Linked DNA regions of Homo sapiens: region 1 is linked to region 2. The links are chromatin loops, found by intact Hi-C in ENCODE. Cell type or tissue: dorsolateral prefrontal cortex. All regions are shown on one strand. Each heading gives the region's core, and the rest is flanking DNA. Links, peaks and the distances in the headings are about the cores only. Region 1 overlaps LINC02240 (long intergenic non-protein coding RNA 2240). Region 2 overlaps LINC02240 (long intergenic non-protein coding RNA 2240).

The links. Hi-C counts contacts between places; a loop is a spot of excess contacts. Peaks named below come from ENCODE experiments on the same cell type or tissue, not always from the same donor. Only the 100,000 strongest peaks of a DNase experiment are listed, where the experiment ranks them.
Region 1: it touches region 2 in a loop (4-fold over the local background); 3 of 110 quality-filtered maps call a loop at or near these places.

Annotation. Positions count from the first base shown.
Region 1 is chr5:125,498,226-125,507,196 of GRCh38, reverse strand. LINC02240 (long intergenic non-protein coding RNA 2240) reads right to left here. Exons shown (of 4, transcript NR_109887.1): 2 at 8,241-8,421. All of the region lies in intron 8 of LOC124901056 (a long non-coding RNA gene), which reads left to right. Among named protein-coding and RNA genes, the nearest start is that of LINC02240, 9.4 kb to the right of the region's middle. In dorsolateral prefrontal cortex, for the core only: no CTCF peak of the experiment used is centred there; no DNase peak of the experiment used is centred there; H3K27ac peaks cover 5,395 bases.
Region 2 is chr5:125,572,226-125,581,196 of GRCh38, reverse strand. All of the region lies in intron 3 of LINC02240 (long intergenic non-protein coding RNA 2240), which reads right to left. All of the region lies in intron 8 of LOC124901056 (a long non-coding RNA gene), which reads left to right. Among named protein-coding and RNA genes, the nearest start is that of LINC02240, 83 kb to the right of the region's middle. RefSeq lists a silencer at 4,147-4,441. In dorsolateral prefrontal cortex, for the core only: a CTCF peak has its summit at 5,118; a DNase peak (open chromatin) is centred at 5,116; H3K4me3 peaks cover 619 bases; H3K27ac peaks cover 5,025 bases.

The DNA.
Region 1 (8,971 bases), core at 364-8,363, 74 kb after region 2:
TCCCTTGAAAATGAGATCACAGAATCAACAGTGTGTGTTTTACACCATGGAATACTATGCAGCCATAAAAAAGCAAGAGTTCATGTCCTTTGGAGGGACATGGATGAAGCTGGAAACCATCATTCTCAGTAAACTAACACGGGAACAGAAAACCAAACACCACATGTTCTCACTCATAAGTGGGAGTTGAACAATGAGAACTATGGACACAGGGAGGGGAACATCACACACCAGGGCCTGTCTGGGGGTGGAGGGAAAGGGGAGGGAGAGTATTAGGACAAATTCCTAATGCATGAGGTGCTTAAAACCTAGATGACAGGTTGATAGGTGCAGCAAACCACCATGTCACTTGTATACCTATGTAACAAACCTTCGTGTTCAGCACATGTATCCCAGAACTTAAAGTAAAATAAAAAAAAATGAAAAAACGAATCAATAGTGTGTGTTGAACAGTAGTGTATATAAAATACATGTTCATGCACATATATACATATATGACCCCATTATATATGTGCACTAAACACTAAAGAGACTTAAAATATAATTACATAAATATGGGATATAGGTGTATCTAAGTTATAATGAAACCTGTGCTTTAGTAAGAACATTTCACATATTTGTGCTTTGTATGTAAGTATATCCCCATGAGGTTATATGTTACTGAAATAGAAATACTGATTTGAGTAGCATATTTACACACTAATAAATTGCCTATATTTCCCTTGTCTATCTTTATACAACAGTCCCTCTCTTGTCTGCAGGGCATACATTCCAAGACTCCCAGTGGATTCCTGAAACTGCATATGGTACCAAACCCTATACATATTATATTTTTTTAAATCTGATAACTGTGACTAATGGGTGGGGATCATCTAAATGTAGATACACTGGTCAAGGGAAGATTCACGTTCTGGGCGGGATGGGGCATGGCATGGCGTGAAATTTTAGCTCCACCCAGAATGGTGCACAATTTAAAACTTATGAATTATTTATTTCTGAAATTTTCCATTTAAGAATTTTGGACTATGGTTGACTGCAGAAGTTGAAACCACAGAAAATGAAACAAGGAGTAAATGGACTGGGGAGGGGGGGCTACTGTACATAGGAATACATTATCCATTTCTTAATCGGGTCCTAAGTGTACCCCTCTGCTTAATGTTTTAATTGGGAAGAATTCTAGGTTCGCTTTCGGGGCTCAGAGATTCTCACGTATTAATTCTCCTTTAGCCTTTCGCCTTATTTCAGTACCTCTGACTGATGAAGCGGACAGTCATGTAGCTTGGGGCTTGCTTGCTTTGGGGGAACAACTTCTGAAAGTGGAGGTGACACAATTTTGTGTTCCAGAGTATTTATATTTTGAAGAGAAAGCAGGCCATTAATGCTAAACACACAAACAAAGACGTTTTGTGGCATTGCAGATCCTGTAAAACCTATACAGAGATTTTGTGTGTGTGTCTAAGAGAGACCTTTTAGTCAGCCGTCCAAATACTGTAGTGGTGTCTCGAACCACTACTGACTGGAAAACTTGCCCATGTTAAAACTTTGCAATTGTAAAAAGTAGAATGTGGTAATTCACTGCTTAATTAAAAGTAGTAATCTCTAGCCATACACTCACACATGGCAAAACAATAGATGCCACCTTCTACAACCAGATATCATGTGAAATGTATTCATGAATCCATATATCCATACAAGCTATGGAGATTTTTTCATAAAAGCAACAACGTTAGCATAAAGCAATCCATGTATCAAGCATGAAAGGTTTTCACTGAATATGCAAAAAGACAAATGATAGAACTGGAAAATGAGATACGCAGGTTAAACTAGTGTGTCTTTGGAGCTGGCTGCATATGTAAAGCTTTCAACAGAATAATATTACACTTTACTGACAATGAAATGTCCATTACATAGAAGAATAATCATTATCATTAAGCGAATTTCCTGCTGAGTACATTTTTCACTGTGAGCAGGCTCATCTCTTGGGACATTTGCAAGGTAGCCTCTGTAAAATTGTTTAGATCAAAGAAAGTAAGAGGACTGGTTGTTTGATTTAGTTGTCAAATAAGAAAATAACTTGAAGAGAGATTTTAAAGCAAGCTGAGGTGGATTTTTTACTGGTTCTTTAGGACAAAATTACGTACTTCTTTCTCATATTTTCATTGAAGTAATCTAAAGGATAAATGCATACATGTTGAAATTTTATTTGAAATAATCAAATCCTATTATAGGTGACACATTCCCATCATCCTTATATGCAGAGATATCTACATATCAAAGTAACTGCTCAAAATGTCACATTGGTCAAAGGAAAATTAGAAAAATCTATTGTAAAGTACGCATTTCTTTTAATAATATTTAAACTATGAATAAAAGCCAGTTTTTAAAATTTAGTCATGGAAAGTTTAATTTTTCTAAGTTGTGGGTATTTGATGTTGATTTCACACCTTTTGTTTGTTTCTACCTTTCCTGAGATTTTCATACATACTTCATATAAAGACCTCTCAAAATACCTTTATTTCAGGCTCCAGTTTCAAAATTTGGCTTTGAATTAGCAATGTTAAATAATTACGGGAACAAAAATCATTCAGAATTTGCTTATTCCTCAGCTTCACTTTTCCTTGATAAAAATCTAACTTGAAGAGTAAGGAATGTTTATATCTGGTCGAAGAGAAAATTCATGAATACTATGGATTCATAACATCATATTCCAAACATATATTTTCTGAAGAAAAAGCATTATAATAATAATAAACATAATAAGTTAACATTTTATGAGTAATTATTATGTCCAAGGCTAATTTTAATTTAGTCCTCACAACCATCATGTAAGGTACTATTTTATCTCTGTTTTTCAAAAACGGAAATTGAAGCCCAGAAGAATTAGGTAATTTTCTGATAAACAGAGAAGCCAGGGTTCAAATTCAGGCAGTCTGATTCCGGAGCCCATATTTATACCATTACCCTCTACTGTCTTACTGTGAGTGAGCAGCCAAACCATCGCATACACAGGGAGAGGAAATGTTTGCTGAGTATATACTTGCACTGATTGGGTGTGTTAGCGGGATTCTTTGATCTTGACCTATGTTGGTTTTTCTTATTTGTGTTGTATAAAGGAATTGGAAGGAAAGTAGATGTGAACAAGCCGAACAGGTTTCCTAGAATAGGTGGCTCTTAAAATCCAATTTTCTATATTTAACCAAATTGCTTTGTTTTGTCACATAACTTTTTCTTTAAGGAAAATATTAATAGCAATAGCTAATAATGATTGTTCTTAATCTGTAACAGGTGGTAAGCTCAGTGCTTTATAATCATATCCATGTTTACTATGCAGGGCTCCAAGGCCCACCTATATTTCCAAATGTGCCGTATCTTCTTTCAAGATGAAGTATATTTTCTAAGAACCAAGATTGAATCTAGAAAACCAAGTAGATCTATTGTGTGTATGTGATGGAGGTAGAGGGTTGGAGTGTAAAACAATTGGTAATTAATGCATAACCCAATTAATTTGGTTAAAAGATCATCAGTATGACCAGCTCAGGAAACAGTTCATTTTATTATTTCAATCAGCAATTGAATTAGATCCATTCTGCAATTACCTAATCAATTTCTCAGCAGTAGACTGCATAATAGCTAAAAACTATCAGCCACTTAGCTAGAGCTATATTGATAGGTATTATTTTAATTACACATCACTAGCTCATTTCCCAGGATGTAAACTGTGCTTTTTTGTATCTATCATAAAATATATATGTTCTAGTATCTAAAATATGAATCCATGATTTAATAATTTCCAAGTCTTATTTGCAAAATAAAAGTCAGTGTATTTCCTAATTATTCATTCTAATCAACTGTCGATTTTAGTACACCAAGCGGTCTTAGTGATTATACTTTCAATATGGTCCACTGTTATTCCATATCTTCTCTCAAAAGAATGGCTGTGTTTCAGTTTTCTATCAAGTTTTATTGTACTTTGCATTTCCACTATATTCATTGCCTTAGAATTAGATTTTCATGAATATCACTGAATTTTATATTTAGATCCTCAAACAGTAGAATAATTCACTGCATTAAAAAGAATTCCTAAAATTAAAACACAGTAGACAGAATATAACACTTCATTGTGCCTAAAATTAAAAATCTTTAATTTTAATAGATCATTTGTTGCAATGCTAGTTCTGTATTGAGTCCCACTCTTTATACACACAAGGTTTTTAATAAATAAATATTCGGAGGACATTTAATCTGCTATATCAGAGACATTTCACATCCTCAAGAAGAACCACATCATAAAGATAGCTATTCATATGCCAAAGAGACAGGAAAGGTTCTCAAGGAGTTACCTAATCCATAGTTTTTCAATTTAAACCTGAGTAGAAAAATACTAGTGGTCTAACTTTTCCTTCTCCTGTTCTTTTAAATCACTGAGAACAGTATCATTTGGTAACATACAGAGTAACTACCCCCTTTATCTTAGGAATGCTCTGCACAATTCTCATATATCTCTGTATTTAAATTCAATAATCACATTAATCTCAATAGAGACCTAAAATCCCGTCTTCTACCAAATTCTCACTGTCTAGCAAATATTCCAGAGAAAATTATTGCCTCTCTACAATCTGCCATCAAACTGCTTTTCCAGGCTTCTCTCACATCTACTGTTACTCTAAATGAGCCCTGACCCATATTTTCCCTAGTACACACTATACGCTCACATAGTCCCTAGGCCTGAAGACATTTCCTCTTAGCTCAGTCTGCTAAAATCAAGACGGTTTCTGTTTTACCTCCTTTGTAAAGACTTCCTTTATCACACCATATCCAGAAGTGGCATGCCATTTCTGCTTTTCTCTGGCATTGTGCATCTCCTGCATATTACTGATCATGTACAATGCCATTCGAGTACAATTTGATTGAATATGTAAACTGTAAAACACGTAGAAGGTAAATGACAAATGTTTGTTGAAAGCATAACTGGGGGGCCGGGACCAACCAGCCTAAGGGAGGCCACCATTCCTTGAAGGTACATTCTTGCCATCGGGAATGATAATTCCTTTTGTAACACAGAGTGTAATTCTGAGTAGAATAAGAATGGCTCCCATATTGCCCAGTAAAGACCAGTGTGGTTACATGGTCAGAGCCTACCTCAGCATTGACTTTTACTAAGAGTACCTCAGTTTAGTTTTCAGGATGGTGTGTCTTAAATTGTGGTCTATGGACATCTTTCATCAGAATCCACCTGAATGCTTGCTGGAAATGAGGCTTTTTGACTTTGCGAAAGTAGACCCCGGGACTTTAAGATTCTAACAAGTACCCAACATGTACCCAGTTGATTCTTATCCTAATTTAAAGTTTGAGAATCACGATTCCAGTCCAACATTTAGCTTGGTAGATGTTAATAAGGAGTAATTTTTTAAAGGCTCTCTGGTGAGATATATTTAAGAAACTCTATGTTAGAAGTAGTTAAAAGGGTTTACAGCAGAGCTTTTTAGAGCTTTTAGTAGCTATGTGTTGTGAATATTCACAAGGGGAGCATAGTTTATTGTGATTTTCTATGGTAGGAAGCATCCTCTCCAACCGGTTTCTGGGAAAATAAGCCTCAAGAATTTGGCTCCAGCAGATGCTTTTCAATCCAGAGTCAGCTGTATGTGGTTTGTTGGACGAATGAAATTGATCCATCAAAGGGGATGAAATGGACCCCTAATGATCTCTTAATCTTAGTATGGAGATAGGATGAGAGAGAAAGGCTTTGGAGAATGAGAGACACTCTCTTCTTTTAGGTAGTCTCTTTCTGCTCATTTCTTAATAATGCTATTTGCTTTTCTTTTTTATCTTACTTTTGAGGCATTCTATCTAACTTTTAATTTCAGCAATACTGAGTGTAAGTGGTGTGTATTTGTGTGTGTGTGTATATATATAAGAGGGGAGAGAGAGGGATTAAAAAACTATATACTCCTCATAATCCTAATAATATTGGAGTATAGCTTTTTACATAGAAAACTGGACTTATATTCCGGCTTTGTTACTATGCATATGAGTCAAAATTGCATAGCTGTTTGCCTCTAAAATAAAAAACTAGCAAGACCTCATTACATACACAGAAAAGTGGAATAAATGTAGTTCCTAAAAACGTCAGAATAAAAATTTATAATCTGATGATTTACAGTTCATTCCATGGTTTTAGTGTGTAAAGGATAAAGATACCTAGTGGAAACAGATGAATTGGGTCAAGTAAGATGGGAACCCATTAAAATTCTAGCCTGAACCTTGGAGGTCTGGAGAAGCTTGGCCACCCAAGTGATATATTATATAGGCCATTATTTGCCTCTGAGTTTCCTAATTTTTTCATCTGACCGAGAAAATGGAAGCCTCAAAAATCCCCCCTAAAACCCCTCATTTTGGAATCCATGTTGGAACAGTTAAGAAGGGATGGAAAATCACTGAGTAGTATTTGCCTATTTGAGGTTTAAAACAAATCCTTAATGCAAAGAATTTTGAATAAATCAGATTCTTAAATTTATCCCAAAACTTACTTTGTCACATGATGCCTAACCTCTACAGGTATGTTTCAATTCAAGATCATCACTTCATCATTAAAACAAAGGCATCAAAATGAGCCTGCATTCACTAAGTATTCAAAGAGGGAAATCTGCATCCTTTTCACTTGTTTGGAACAACTAATTTCAAAAGATGCAGTATATTTATGTGCACAAAGCAGTATCTCCCTAATTATAATTTATTTTTGCCTATTCAAGAAAAACACAACAGATGTATTTCTACCAACTCTTGGTTGGTCACATGGCAAAAGAACAATTGCATGAATTGCTTCAAATAGATGTTCAAGCATTCTGACATAAATACTTTTTCAGCATATCCTTCTTGCCATATTATAGCATTTAACCCTAATGCTATATTTGTTGGGAATGCAGATGATGAACAAAACGGTTTACATTCTACCCAGATCTCTTTCCTCTGTGATCAGTAAGTATCAGAAACAGAATCATCTACAGATAGCAGAGCAATTGCATTTTAAATGTCACATAGCTGCCTTTATTATTCCAGCTGGCGTGTGGAAAGAAAGGTCCCTCTGTTAATGAGACTAACACTGCCAGTCCCATTATAATGGATTTAAGCAAATAAATAACATGTTTGCCATTTCTGCTCTTGTTTTTCAAGCACTATTTTTGTCACTGATCTCATTGCTACAGACATTTCAGTGGAATAACTATAATTGTTGCAGGGCTTAGGAAATGAAAATTACACATGGAGTCCCTATTTATTTTAGATAATTTAGCATATTAATCCAAATTGTCCTCAAAGCCTGTCCTCCCCAGGGGTCTTGCTCACACTTGCCATTAATGCTAACATGACAGAAAGATACAATGGGTTAGGTTCAGTGGTTCACTAATGTGTGGCAATACCTATTGCACACTTGACAAGAGAGAAATAATAGCCATATTACTTCAAAAGGCACAAAGTCTCCTGCAAGCCAGAAAAGGGATAGTACAAGATCCATCTAAATTATTGCCAAAATTGATTCAAAATTAGGACCACTGATCTCTGGTGTTATGTAATTCAGGGAAATTTAAAGTCCACAAGGAAAAAGTTCCCCTCTGTATTGAGAGACCATAAATATCATTTTATGGAAAAGTCATGCTTTTCTAAATTCTTCAATAAGTCAGGATGTTTAGACACTGACTCTGTGGCTAAATGGGCAAGCCACACTATATGATCCATTCAATCTTACTCCTTTCCAATTTAGCCACTCTCATCTAGGCACTGCATGGTCACATTATAGTTCTTTGACATATTGAGCTTTCTTTTCACTATCTACAGGTTTTCTGTGGGTGACCTAATGAGTAGCACATGTTTTAAATATCATCTTGTACTGATGACTCCCAAATCTAGAGTTCTAGCCGTACCTGTTCCTATAACTCCAAATCCAAATATCCAACTGCTTAGTTGATTTTGCTACATGAATGCTTAAAATACCTCTCGAATGAGTGTCAAATAAGTCAAAACACAGCTCTTTATTTACACATTACCAAAACTTCTCTTTACTCACCATTCCTAAATTGGTAAATAACTTATATCCACCCACTTGTTCAAAGCAAGTCTCAGAAGAATCCTAGGCTTCTCTATTTTCTTTCTTCATGACTTCCCAACACCCACACAAACATATCAGCAACACACAGACCTGTTGGTTCTTTCTCCATCCTATCCGTCAGTCTGTTCGCTCTTCTTACCTCAACTACTAACAATGTGGTACCAGCTACAGTCTTCTTTTACCTGGACTCCTTCAAACAGCTCTTGTCCAGTTCCTCCCTTCCTCTCTTCTCTCCCCTTCCTTCTCTCTCCTCTCTTCTCCCCTTCCTTTCAAGAACAGAGGCTCCTGTAGATCATTTTATAATCAATGAAGCCAGTCTCCTAAACGGTTTTGAACAGAAAAAATAAGAGTGGAAAAGGCATATTAACATTTTTATGTTACAGATAGCTATTAAAGCTCAGAGAATAAGAAGTGTTTTGTACACACAGTGATTTAAATGTAGTTAGAGAATGCATCAATATGTTTCTTGAGGTGCAGTTCAGTGAACCTGGAAACTCTTATATATAACATAATAACAAGCATAAACTTTGTTAATTCTAAGTATTTTTAAGTCCGTTATAATATAATGATCAGATAACTAAGTATAATATTATATGGCTAAGTCATATGTCATTTTATTTTGGTTTAGCAAGGATATAAGCACTCCATAATTCTAAATATTTAAGGGCTTTCAGAGTTATTCATCTGTCTTAAGACAGAGAAATACATACTTTCAGTTATCTTTATTGCTCAATAATTTAAAGAACTAATGTAACTTAGAATTACTTAATTTTAAGAAGGAAACTCATATCATTTCATCTACTTGGGACCAGGCAAATGTCAAATTGGTTTACAATCCATAAGTAAATAGCCTTGAGGAGATCATTTTGT
Region 2 (8,971 bases), core at 429-8,428:
TATTCTTGTTTTAAAGATGAGGAAAATGAGGTTGAGAAAGGTTAAATTGTCTGTGGTTGCAATCTAGAAATTTGAAGAGCTGGAGTCCAGGTCAAAAGTTTTCAAAACCCATGCTCATAACTACTCTTCTAGACTGCCTCCTTGTTCTGTGCCTTCAAGATGTACTCCATGTTCTCAGCCTGTAATTGAACTAGCATGATGCCTGGGACATCATAGGTCCTCAATGAATTTGTGTTAAATTGGTTTGGTCCCTATGATGCAGCGATCCTCAACCTTTTTGGCACCAGTAACCTGTTTTATGGAAGTCAATATTTCCACGGATGGGGTGGAGGGATGGTTTTGGGACGATTCCAGCACATTATATTTATTATGTACCTTATTTCTTTTATTATTACATTGTCATATATAATGAAATAATTATACAACTCACCATAATGTAGAATCAGTAGAAACCCTGAGCTTGTTTTCATGCAACTAGATAGTCCCATCTGGGGTTGATGGGAGATAGTGACAGATCATCAGGCATTAGATTCTCATAAGTAACCTGCAAACTAGATCCCTCTCATGCACAGTTTACAGTAGTGTTTGAGCTCCTGTGAGAATCTAATGCCACCAGTGCTCTGACAGGAGGTGGAGCCCAGGCGGTAATGCGAGCGATGGGAAGTGCCTGTAAATACAGATGAAGCTTCACTCGCTTGCCCACCACTGACCTCCTGCTGTGTATCCTGGTTCCTGGGGATTGGGGACCCCTGCTATGATGTATGTGGTTCTGTATTTATTGTTTTGTGAAACACAGTGAGCTGTAATAATAGATATGATTTATATGATGGCCACCATATGCCAGTTACTGAGTCTTTCTATTTACACACATTTTCTCATTTATTTCCTGTAATAACACACTTATAGAAGAGGCATTGTTGGCCAGACAGAATGGCTCACGCCTGTAATCTCAGCACTTTGGGAGGCCAAGGTAGGCGGATCACTTGAGGTCAGGAGTTCTGCCTGAGCAACTTGGCAAAATCCTGTCTGTATAAAAAATACAAAAAAGAGCCAGGTATGTTGGTGTGTACCTGTAGTCCCAGCTACTCGAGAGGCTGAGGTGGGAGGGTGGCTTGAGCACAGGAGGCAGAGGTTGCAGTGAGCTGAGATTGCTACACTGTACTGCAGCCTGGGTGACAGAGCCAGGCCCTGTCTCAATAAATAAATAAATAAATAAATAAATAAATAAATAAATAAGACATCATTATGCCAGTATTGTACGTGAAGAATTTGAGATTCCAAATGCTTATACAATGTCCCATAATAAATAACAGAGCCAGGATGGAACCTGGTTCCTGGGGATTGGGGACCCCTGCTATGATGTATGTGGTTCTGTATTTATTGTTTTATGAAACACAGGGAACTGTAATAATAGCTATGATAACAGAGCCAGAATGGAACCTGGGGCTGTCTGATGGCCATGCTCTCCCTGTTCTATGACATCATGCTGCCCAATAGAGCTGGCTTCTGTTGTTAGGGATCCTGGAATGTCAAAGACCTCATTGCCTTTGTATCTTCAGCAAATAGGACGGTGCTTTATACCTGTAGGATTTTAATAAATATTTGCCCATTCATTCACTTCAACAAACAGACGGTTGTCTCATGCTCATGTCTCTGCTTTCATCTGTAGCATTCTCTACTCTTTACTGATCCCATTGCCTCCTGCCTGGCGTGCCTTTCCCATAATTCTTATTTACCTAGGCCTTTCCATTCTCCTACTTTACATTCATAATTTACCAGCTGCACAAAAGCTTCCCAGGCCACGACAATCCAAAACGATTTCCTCCTCTGAAGTTTGAGAGCCCTCATTCTCTACTCTACTTACTTGGTACTTATTACTAACTTTGGCTGGCTATTTTCCAAGTTTTATAAGCTTTTTTGCCTCCACACTAGTTACAAGCTCCTCCAGGGCCGGAACTATTTTATATAAATGTGTGTTTAACATAGTCACCAAATTAGTGCTTTTTACATAGTGAGTTTTCAGTTTACTACAAAGACAGCTTTATTACCTGTTACATTTCTGTGGGAAGGAAAATCATTTGGTTCATATTGCTGTTCAGTTAACTCAGGTGCAAAATGAAATTTCCATTCTACAGAAGAACACATTCAAAGTTAGGCTGTGTGTATATATGTGTGTGTGTGTAAATATTCCAAGCATACATAGGTTAGAAAAATGTGAACCAAAATGATAGAATTTTTAGAAAAAGCTTGTGATGAATGTCACATTGTCAGGACAGATTAGTACTTAGTGATATGGGGAGAGGGGTGTGATAATAGCCCCAGTGATATGAAACTTGGGTCTGTATGAGAGCATTTACTATGCCAGCAATCGCAATGGATAATTCACTGCTACATATGGTGAGAATGTGCTAAAAGTGAGTTGTTAATCTACAGGGCAAATTTCCAATTGGGAGTGGGCAAAGCCTTGACTCATACCATGTCATACATTGCTGAAGAGTTTCTTTTTAGGGTAGCCTCAAACCACTATTAGTAAAATTACATTAAATTCAGAAAAAATAAATGTGTCATCTTGATTGCTGCCCAACCTCTATGCCACTATTCTTTGTGTATTATTTTCTAGAGTTGGTGCCATTTACTTTGATTTATCTAGTCATTTTCTCTAGGAATCCTGCTCAAAACCAAGAGAAAAGACATGTTCCTGAAATGGTTAATTCATCCATTTTTCTAGTTACCTTCTAGTGGAGTCTACTCCTGACATCTTTTTTAGATCATTTCTATTCTTTTATCCTGTAGCATCTTTCTTTCTGCTCTTATCACAAAGTCCTCCTGCTAGAAAGCAGTAATTGTGCTGATTGACACCTTTACAAGGAGTTGAAGATTTTGTTTGTTTTGGTTTTGTTTAATTGGGATACTTTAATATAGAGTATATAGAAGTCTAGTATATAAAAAAGTGGATTAAAGTTTTTACATGCTGAAAAGCCTAATTCTGTATAAAGATGATCTATTTCACATATATCATCAATGCTTAAATATTATTAAAAGACAAATGCTGGCTTAGAAGGATCAAACATCACTTCCAAGTTTAAAACACAAAGTTCTTATAATGCTGTTTGCAATATGTCATCATATACATACATTTCAATGATTCAGCTGCTTCCTTAGTTTAAATTAGCAATGGTTCCCCATCACTGTTATCCTCTTACTTGGCTCAACCCCCACTAACACCAAAAAAGTAGGAGATATGATTGTTTTGTATGATGATTTATGCTCAAAATATTTCCTAAAGGTGGTAGGAAAGGTGTCTTCTCCCTCTCTTGCATTTTTCCCAGCCATTGTATTTCATGTTGCTTTGGGTCTGGAAAGCTGCTCTATTTCCAGATTAATATGTAAGTAGGGTAGAGGACACCCTTTTTGGCTTTCCATTGTATTTTTATTATTTCTTAGATAATCTCTTGTAGTAGAAGTAGCTTCCAGGATCTTTATGCATCAAAAGCCTTAGAACCAGTAAGTACATTTGCATTGCAATTCTTCAATAGTAAAATCACGGTGTGTTGTGCATTTAGAAAACACCAAAAATACATGAGTCTTTCTGATCTATTTTCCTTCTACATAAATCTAATGCCATTTGAAGAGAAATGAAGAGAAAGACTGGAGAGACTTCAAAATATCTTTTGCAGAAAGTATGGAAGGATTAATAGATAAAGACAGTACATTCCGTTTAGCTTTCTCGTGGTTTTTTTTTTTTTTTTGTAAATTTACCCCAAATTATAGTTATAATGAAACATCACAATGCTATTATGTTAGAAAGAAGCTATTATTTCCATCCTTGCTGTGAAACCTCAGGGAAATTTACATCTTCTAAACATAAGAACCTTTCTGATATTTTTTCAGCTATAGAAGAATAAATAATAAGAGTCACAAAAAAGATATTTGAAGTCTTTGTCAGACTAGTAAATCATTTCTCAGTAGAAAATATAATTGTGGCCATGAACTTGACCAAAGAAAGAAAAATATTAAAACCTCTCTGCTGCGACTGAATTAAGGAAGGACCAGTACTTGCAAGAGTTAACTGTTGCTCACACCCTTCCTTCAGATTGATCCACTGATCTGAAGCTCAGCCTCCTTCAACACGGCTCCTAGCTTTTGCTTTGCCAGTCTCTGCCAAGAAACACCAGCTTTGGACAAAAATCAAGATTACACAAAGCTAAAGGGAATGTGAGAGATAAGAATCCTAAAGTGACAAGGTCTTCCTTGGAGATGTTAATAGTCAACACATTCAGGAATATCACAGAAAAGGAGCCGATCCTTTGCCAGTGTGTGCTCTATCTTCTACCTAGTGCCAGTCTTAATATTAAACATATAGACAGGCTTTAAAATCTTTTCCTTTCCTTTTGTTAAATTGGGATTGTTTTCAGTGGACTGGCAAAAGAGAGCTGTCTAATTTTAGTAGCATAAAGGAAACTCCTTTGTGGCTGCTTTATGCTGAATTTTATTCCCTGAACTTGTGTGGGTTCCTGTGCATGAAAAGGGGCATATTTTATGTACCCCCAAAAACAGAATATGGGAGAGGAAGAGAGTGCCAGGGGAACAGATTCTGGAGGCAGAACTAAACTAAAATGGCTTTGTCCTATTTTTTTTATTTTTATTTTTTACAAAACTCAAGGCAAATAACCCTACTATTGGATTATTTTTAAAGAGACTAAACCTCAACTGAATTACATTAAAAAAAAAAACATCTCAATAGCCCAGCTAAAAATCTAAGGATGTTGAGTGCATCAAGCTCTTGGGAAGCTTTGTCTCACAGCTCCAAGAGCATGTTCTTGGTGCTGAGGGGCAAGGTTTGCACTAGGATCTCACACCCTACACTGCAGCATCACAGCTGCCCCAGGCTTTGTCTCATCTTTTTGCTCTGTTCTCCTTAAGTCAGAAATAAAAGGAAGAGATGATGAAGCCTGTCCCCATAAGGCTGGTGTGAGGTGAGAGCGGGAAGGTGGAGGTGCAGGGGAGGAAGGACTTTATGCTGCAGCCAGTCAGCGCCAGAAAATGCCATTTATGTGGATCCAGTGCTCACTGAGGAAGCAGAAATAAAAGCCTCTGATGTGATGTGGCGCCGCCCCTCTCCTGCTGCACTCTCGCTCATTACAGCTCTTTCTTTAAACTGCTGGGTAGACAGCTGGCAGCCAGTGCCTCGGAGGAAGCAGGAGTAAGGGAGCATATAAATTACTGTTGCATTTTACAGCTAAGATAAACGCAAACTGCAGGGTTATAGCCTGAAATGACATCAAGGGGAAGCTCCAGCAGGCCTCTCAAAAGAACAAGGAATGGAAAATGGATAGAAAGATTTATTCAGGGAATATGGGATCATGGAGAAGGAAAAAAAAAATCTAAACAAGTTGTGTAAAATCTGCTGCTTTAGTGAGTCTTAAAGAGCTTATGTCAGCTTAATTCTGTGTGGTAGCATAATGTAAATCTATGGGAAATGGGGCTGTAGGCATATCTACTCTATTCCATTTCTGCAGATTGCCAAACATGGCAATAAATGTCAAGTGATTATTTATTTGATCATTAGAAACTTCATTAGATTTTGATTTGATGCTCTACAACCTCCCCCCTCTCCACCACCACTAAAAAGAGAGCTCAATTTTGAAATTCAATCCAGCTAGTTTGATTGGAGAAAAAAATGTTATGAAATAAAATCTAGCAAATACCAACATGTAGATGACAACATTCTGCATAAATATAGAAAATCCTCTCCAACAAGTTTACAGCAATTTGCTCAAGCGATGAAAGATAGATTTTGGCAACAGTGGTAAAATTTTTGGAAGTCTTTTTAACATTTCATTAGATGAAAGGCTGTTTTTGAGGTGAGCTCAAACTCCCTGGCTACAGACAGAGTCTGATTGTATGTTCTTGGCTTAACAGCCTTAGCATATAATGTATTTGAACTTTCACTCAGCTTTCTTGAACTTGATTTATTTGCCATCATATCACCTGGGAAAAAAGTCTGTGGGTCCTCAGTTGGCCTAGGTAATTTGGGACTCAGCTGGTTGATGCCTATGTGTTTGTTTCACCCTAGCTCAAAGCATAGAACCTGAGCCTTATTATGTTCATAAAATGGGGTCTTTTTACTGTAGTGAGCAATGTCAGATATACCGTTTACAGCTGACTTTTTCATTGCGATTTTAGTTTCTCCGGTGCATTTCACACTACGGTTTTCCTAAGAATTATGTATAACATGGAAAACAAAGAGAGGAGGAGAGAGAAAGTGCTGCAACTAGCTTTCTTCCTCAGGGAACAGTACTTGCATGTCAAAAGATTCACCAAATAGGCATTGGACTGACTTTCATAAAACCAGGGATATAAGCACAGTGTGGGGTGTGTATTATTGCCACAGAGCACACGCTAGAAAGCAGCATAAAGAGACAAGCTTTATCTCTCTGCCTGAAACTCTCTTGGAACCTTCTGGGAGTGCACATTCTAAATCAAGAATCAAAACGTTTTCCCAGCACAACTGCAAATTGAAAATAGGCACTTGAACACAGGCAGAGATGTAAAGGAAGAATGACTTTGAAATGCCTACAACGCACCCCGAGCCACCCTGGGTCTTTCTGTAGACATAAGGAGTATTCATCTACGGTAAAGGGTATGTAGCACTTGGTAGAAACAAATGACAGCTGACAAAAAGATCCATTAAATGCCTGAACTTGCCCCTTGCCAGCACAGAGTATTTTTCTTTTCCTATTTTGCCAGAATAAAGAGAGGGCAAGACATTTTTATTTCAAGAAGTGCCCCATAGCCATAGATTTTTGTTTCTGTTTTCCTCTAGCACTTTCTAGTATACTGTAATTGAAACAACAGCCTAAAAGCATTTCTTTTATTAATCTTAGTAGTGTAAAACATTGAAGAAAACAAACTTAGGAATATATTATTGTGCTGCATGGTTAACAACAACAACCACAACCACAACTTGCAGCTAAGGAAATCATTCCCCTTTTGGGGGAAGTCTCTATCATAAAAAAAAAAAAAAATTCATTGCTGCGTATCAGTCAATAACACTTCCTGGGCATATTCCTGATGAATAACTCTGTACTAGGTGCAGCTGGCAAGCTGAAAAAGCAACAACCATCAAAGGTCTGGGGTCCAGTTAGAAAAACTGGTCAACCTAGGGAGGGAAGGTGAATGTACCAACACACTCTTTGCTGAAAAGAGAAATAAAAGTTAAAGGATGAGCTTGAGGCCTGAGGCCTTTGTGAGTAAAGAATGAGCAGCTAGGTGAGTGGTTTCTCCTTTATGCAGGAGCGTTTGAAAGGATCTGCAGAGTATGCTGGCAGAGAAAAGGAGAGAGGGAATAAAATGTCTATGGCCCGGAGAAAGAGGCATGTTCTGGATGAAGAACTGGGAATGGGCTTAGATTTTGTTGCTTATACATTATCTGTGAGAGAAGTGAGCAATACCAGTGAGTTCAGCTATGAGAAAAGAGAGTCAAGGGTCTTGGCAGAATATCTGGATAATCAGGTTGAAGAATATAAATTCGATAGGCGAGGCAATAGGAAGCAATTACGCATTTGCGTGCAAATGCAAGAGTGGCATGTCTAGAGAGATTATTCTCTTGCTGTAGGAGTGTGGGGCAGGGATTGTGAATCACTGAACTGGGCTTTTTAGGACACAGATGTGCTGCTACATCTATGCACTTTATTCTAGGCGATTTGTCGATGAATAGGTAGTGACCCTTACATTCAATCTTGTGGGGGTGAGAGCTGTGGACTTAACTAACACAGAAGATAAGTGACAGAGGGGCAGGGGCGAGAGCAGAGGGTGGTTGAGTGCTGGGAGAAGCAGATTTGACAGTTACTCAGAGAACCCTGGGGCTTGGATGTGGAAAAGCAGTTCCTCACTTCTAGGATTCTGCTGCTTGGGTACAGAGATGAGGAGAGCAGCATGATCGGAATGGTTAGGGGTTTTCAGTGTAACATACACCCACAAATAGAAACACCTACATAGCCTATATGGCCAAACAAGAATGGAAGCATGACTGGGTGCCAAACACAGTGGAGCCTGCCAGAGATAAAATTTTTATACGTGTGTCTCTCTATGTGTGCTTTCCCTTTTTAGCCAGCCAGATTGCTGCCTGATTCTAGGTGATGGCAAAGAAAGAAAATCACCATAAGACAAATGTTCCTTGTCCAGTGAAAGGTCACTAGGTCACTTATTTATGTAAATATAGAGCAAGAAGGCATCATTGTCCTGGGAAAATAGCCTAACAAGAAACAGAATATTTAAGGTCACATGGATAACATGTATCAGGCTAGGATTCCCATGCCAGGTTGACTGCCTCCAAAACCCAGGGCTTCTCCTTGTTTTAATCCTTATTCAGTAATATCTACTGAGCACCCTCTAGGTCCCCAGGCACTATCTTGGGTATAGAATTTTAGTATTCTGTAGAATTCTAGAGAAACTTTATCTTTCCCAAATGCAGATATACAAAAGGATATCTCTTCATTTATTGATATGAATGCTAGGATTCTTTTATTTTTATTATACTTTAAGTTTTAGGGTACATGTGCACAATGTGCAGGTTTGTTACATATGTATACATGTGCCATGTTTGTGTGCTGCACGCATTAACTCATCATTTACATTAGGTATATCTCCTAATGCTATCCCTCCCCCCTACCCCCACACCACAACAGGCCCTGGGGTGTGATGTTCCCCTTCCTGTTTCCAAGTGTTCTCATTGTTCAATTCCCACCTATGAGTGAGAACATGCGGTGGTTGGTTTTTTGTCCTTGCGATAGTTTGCTGAGAATGATGGTTTCCAGCTTCATCCATGTCCCTACAAAGGACATGACCTCATCATTTTTTATGGCTGCATAATATTCCACAGTGTATATGTGCCACATTTGCTGAATCCAGTCTATCATTGTTGGACATTTCGGTTGGTTCCAGGTCTTTGCTATTGTGAATAGTGCTG